2 separate regions of the Mus musculus genome follow, and region 2 is linked to region 1. The links are chromatin contacts, found by Hi-C or POLR2A ChIA-PET in ENCODE. All regions are on one chromosome and are shown on one strand. The core of a region is the stretch at or near the end of the contact, and the rest is flanking DNA. Distances in the headings are between cores, read along the strand shown.

What was found. Hi-C counts contacts between places; a loop is a spot of excess contacts on that map. ChIA-PET counts read pairs that join two places held with the same protein, here RNA polymerase II (POLR2A).
Region 2: a map of heart shows a loop between it and region 1 (1.9-fold over the local background). The contact joins two enhancer-like sites. A Hi-C loop is called at or near these places in 1 of 37 maps with a recorded cell type or tissue (heart). POLR2A ChIA-PET finds 5 or more read pairs at or near these places in 1 of 5 experiments (Patski).

Annotation. Positions count from the first base shown.
Region 1 is chr19:25,385,543-25,388,097 of GRCm38, forward strand. The region is part of intron 4 of Kank1 (KN motif and ankyrin repeat domains 1); the gene reads left to right. Among named protein-coding and RNA genes, the nearest start is that of Gm52392, 14 kb to the right of the region's middle. Within about 2 kb of position 1,274, at least 1 of the 3 ENCODE cell types and tissues checked has a DNase peak (open chromatin) inside an H3K27ac peak, as active enhancers do; it is heart, where a contact is called at or near this core.
Region 2 is chr19:25,433,678-25,436,232 of GRCm38, forward strand. Kank1 (KN motif and ankyrin repeat domains 1) reads left to right here. Exons shown (of 14, transcript NM_181404.6): 14 at 1-821. Among named protein-coding and RNA genes, the nearest start is that of Gm26207, 19 kb to the right of the region's middle. Within about 2 kb of position 1,279, at least 2 of the 3 ENCODE cell types and tissues checked have a DNase peak (open chromatin) inside an H3K27ac peak, as active enhancers do; they include heart, where a contact is called at or near this core.

The DNA of each region.
Region 1 (2,555 bases), core at 24-2,523:
AAAGAAAAGAAAAGGGATTTTAAAAATTCAAATGCTCTTGTTATTTAGAACCAAAGGTGAATCCCATGGCTTCTGGATTTATTCACATAACAGTTGGTTGAGTGGATAAACCCCATCAGCTTTGCAAATAATTTTGTGAAAACATTGATTGAAGCACACCCAGTCTACATTTCCTATCCCTGCCCTCTTCTGCCTTTCTCTCATATCCGCTGCCCCTTAGTCCAAGGTGTGTTGTTCCTCTGCCACAGATGTGTGTTAGAGTCTCCTACAAGAAAAGGGACAAACACTTCAAGCTAGAGATAAGAGGAGGGAGAAAAACTGGGCGTTTCAGATGGCTCACAAACCTAGTGCTTAATGTCTTTGTAAAGCTACAGTTGTCTGTCAGCTCTTAAATTTTCTTTCTCTGTTATCAGTCAACCTCTGCCTAAGTCCAGAGACCTACCAAGGTACAGCTGATTCTCTGTCCTTCAGTATTATTTTGATGGGCTAGGGGGTTGTATTCCAACTGGGGAAAACTTTGGGGGCGTGGCCTGTTTGCCTGCTCCTGCCAACTTCAAAGATAAAGGCTGGTTTGTCATCCCGTGCCCTGGCAGAGGATACCAAAGTACCTGCTGGGTCTGCGTAGCATGTACCCTCACTGGAGCTCTGCCTGCAGGGTGTGAATCAGCCTGGTGATACACTGGTGTTTACAACACTGCAGGGTGGAGACCTGGAAGTTGAGGCCAGTGTGGGAGGAGGGATGGTTTGCCCGTGAAACCATTCCAACAATGTAGCTTACAGGAAAAAGTTGCAAAACACGAAGCCCCGCGCCACCAGATTTTCCCCCGCTAGTACCAGGTTCTAGGTAGCTTCCAAATCTGCCCCAGGGACAGTGTGAGAGGGATGCCCCTAGTATGTCATAAGTTTTAGGGCTGGACACCTCTGTTGGTCCCCAAGGGGCCACAGTGAGCCCGTGCTTCTCCCCTCACACACACCCTCAGCAGTCACACGAGCAGCTGTAGGTATTTGTCCTGCGATGACATTGCTAAGACCTTATCTGGGCACCAGAAAATATCAGCTGGAACCCACAATACCCCACAGTAATAATGAGAAATAAAAAATCCCAAAATAGCCGCCTTCTAAATGGTTAAAGGGATTTCAGGCCCCACCCAGGGCTGTTCCTCTGTGGAATTATTCTTCGGTATTCCCTGAAGACTGTGACACTGGAAAAGGAATCCTTGCCAGGGGTGGTGAGTTTAAGCTGCAGTGACATTTAGTGACTTGTAGGGAGAGTGATGGAAAACTGCAAAAATGCTTGAATTCAGAAGATTCATTCATTCGGCGGTTCACTTCAAAATTCCCGCTCAGAATTACATTTGGCAGGGGCAACCGCTGATTTCCTGCTTTGTGTGACAAGCCAGACTTCTTCGGCCCTGGAAAAAATGTCTCCACCCTCCACCTCTTCTTCCCCTTTCTCCCTAGGTTATGGTTTTGTTCTGCTAGGGATGGTTGGCAAGATTTTTCTGCTCTTCTGTTTCCTCAAATACTTTTTCCCCATTAACTTTAGAACTGTTAAAAAACAAAACAAAACAAAACAAAGCAACCTCTGAACCTTTCTTTGGGGCCAACTATGACATACACCATCGTCTGCTTCTGTTACCATTGAACCTGACGCCTGAGGGAACCACATGGATTTTCCCAGGGCTTGAGGGAGTGAGAGGCCAGACAACTGTGCAAGCGGGAGGTGTGCCTGCTCCATCCCAGGCCCAATCCCCAGCCTGAGGCTTTGCTTGAAGCACTATCTCTGGGCCTGAAAGCGTTTCCTGTGTCTATGAAAGCAGGCTCTTCATCCCGTGACTCTCTGCTCTACGTCGCTGTTCCCTGACGGATCCGATGGAATTTCTCTTTCCTTTTTAAAATCATTTCTCATCATCTCCTTTCTTGGTTCGGTTTGTTTGTTTTGATTATGTATGTCTACGGGTATGTAGATGAGAGTGCAGACAGGTAGAGTCCAGAATCCAGAAGAGGGTGTTGGATACCCTGCAGCTGTTGTGAAATCCCTAATAGGAATGCTGGTAACCAAAACTCCAGTCCTCTGGAAGAGCAGCAAAAGCCGTCTCCAGCCCTTCCCCCTTTCCTCTTCTCAGTCCCAAGAGAGTTTGACATTTCTATCAAATGATCGCCATCACCTCCTTCAAGGGTCCTGTGCTTCACCCACCTGTGACAAGAGGTAGGAGTCGTGCTACATAGAGCCTCTGTAGACCTTGCTTTGTGGACCAGCCGATGTCCTGGTCAGTCACATCTTCAGAGCCCCTGTAATGCGCTGGCTCTAACAGTGTCCACAGGCTTCACAGCAAAAGGCAGAATTGTGGGACTGAAGTGGGCCCTGCCGCTTGCCGGTCTGACATCGATCGGTCCAGCCGTAGCGTGTTCTCTACCAGCCTGTTCTCTCGAGTCCCTTGCTCTGCAAGTGATAGTCACACTTGATCTCTCCACTTGGGTAAAACAAGCAGATGGTTTTGACCGTGTCACATGCGCTAACTCCTGTCCCACTTCTTGTGCAGGGGGGGCAGTAT
Region 2 (2,555 bases), core at 29-2,528, 48 kb after region 1:
TGACCAGCAGACAGAAGAGTCAAGGAGCGGCTGAAGGCTGATGCTTCTGCAGGGAAAGCCGAGCTGTTGGGAAATGGCCTCCTCTCTGGCCCTCTGCTCTAGTAGAGCTTGGACCCAGCTCCGTGGCTGCTGAACCGGCTCTGTTATTTGCAGTGGTAGGAAATGGTAGACTGGCCTGACCAGGCCATTTCTACCATATAAGCAAATGTCAGGTTCTCTATGACATTGTAGTTTTGACCTTTTCCACAAGTGCTTAGTAACTTATGAAATGTGGAGCCGTTGGGAAGTCCTTCCAGTATTCCATTCCAGGGTGCTTCTTGCTTCTGTTCACTTCTCTTTTGTCTTTTAAAATAAGAACCTTGGGGGAGAGGACTTTGATCGTCAGCAACTTGCCCCCCCCCCACGCTGATAATTTCCCGCTTAAAAATAGAAGATGGAACTCTCAAACCATATGTATAAACTTACAAGAAATATTTCAATTGGTTTATCGAGGTGGATGTATTATATGGCTTTTTATATAAAAGACTTCTATATGAAATTGACAACAGTATTTTCAACTTTTATATTCCACAGTACAGTCATAAAGAGCTACATGCAATGTTACGTTTTGAGCATCTGCCCAACCATGTCTATATCTGGTGATAAAGGTTTGAATTAGGTTAGAGGACTGGGTGCCAGATTTGGGTCTATGGAGGCAGAGTGTAGTTCTCTGTGTATTTCTATCATACGCCACGTTTACTTTGGTCCTGTATATGTATTTAAATGTTTGAAGTGCCTTAGACTCTTGCCATATTTTCAAAATAAAATTTCATTAAGCTCTGTTGCTTGCCCCTGCTTCATCACTGACAGCTGTCTGCCTGGCTCGGATGACTAACAGCAGTGGCCACAAGCTCTGATGGATGCTTTGAGCTTCAAGAACAAGAGCATGGTCTATTGGCCTCGGGCTCCAACCGGGGCAGCCTTCTGAGGGTGCTTGAGTCTGTGACACAGGTTCCATACCCCCAGGCTGCATGTCACAACGCCGAAACTTAAAACCTTATACACTAATACCAGGCAGGTAACCTCTAGGGAGCCCCCAGAGTTGTTTCTTCCCAGATGCATGGATGTTAGCTAGTCCTGAACTAATTTGGGGGTGTAACTATCTGTGGTTGGCTAAATGGGGAGAGGAAGCCAGACAGACTTTTTGAAAGTTTTGTGTCTTCCAGAGAAACGTTAGAGGGTCATGAGAAAAGTAGTAGGGATGGACTCGGGTCGGCCTGGGCCAGCTGAACACTCTGCAGGAGGCCGGGAGCTCCTAGGACAGAAATCTGTTCTCATGTGTGAACTGTAAAAATGAGGTTACAGAGACTGGGACTTCCAAACTGCTCTCTCCCTCCCCAGACAGATCTGCGAGCTCTGGGATTCAGGCTAAATTTTGGCTCAGGAAGTTATTAAAGCCAAAGTCCCATGGACCGGAAATAGGTAAAATAAATTAGTGGGGGTGAGGGGGGTCTATGAAGGGAAGTGGTTTGGGGCCTTGTATCTCCCTTAATGGCCCTAAGCGACTGTTGAGCAAAGAGCTCTTTCTCAGGAGGTTTATGGCCCTGGGGATTTTGTTTTTCTGAAAAGAAAAAGCATTAATGCTGTGATTGTGGGCCGGGATAGAGTCTTCTGGTGGTGTTTACCTAACACACACACACATACACACGCGCGAGGCCCTGAGTTCAATCCCCAGCGCTAACCAAAAAAAAAAGCTTAAAAAAATATTATAGATGAATGAGAAAAACGAAAGGAGCCCTTGTGCTCTGATAAAACAAGTGCTTATTTTATCTCTGAGTAAAGTCTTGTGCACTGTGTATCTAACCTCTGAGTAGCTCGCACTGGCCCAGGCTGTGTTTGCTCTCATAACACCTCGAATGCGTTTTATCTTGGGATCTCCACACACTGTATACATAAGTCTGATTTCTCCCATTGGGAAAGCTGTGTGTGGTTTACGGAGGCACAACTTTGCAAAGGGACTCTGAAAGGAGGTGTGGGCCAGGTCCCTAAGAGAGGGCAGCCCCAAGGGAGGAGACAGCTGCCTTTATCTTCTGATCCAGTCTAAGAGGAAACCAAACATTTAGGTGATGCCAATTTCCTAGAAACCTTTGCCCTGGGAATGGAACGGCTGAAGGCTGGAATTTTCCCTAAGACAACACATTTGGGAACTTTAAGACCCTGATATCAAGAAAGCGACACTGACCACACGTTCAACCACTGTCAGGACACGAGGGGTCCTACTCAGGGTTTCTATTCCTGCATAAAACATCGTGACCGAGAGGCAAGTTGGGGAGGAAAGGATTTATTCAGCTTACTCTTCCACACTGCTGTTCATCACCAAAGGAAGTCAGGACTGGAACTCAAGCAGGTCAGGAAGCAGGAGCTGATGCAGAGGCCATGGAGGGATGTTACTTAATCGCTTGCTTCCCCTGGCTTGCTCAGCCTGCTCTCTTATAGAACACAAGACTGCCAGCCCAGGGATGGCAACCACCCACAAGGGACCCTCCCCCCTTGATCACCAACTGAGAAAATGCCTT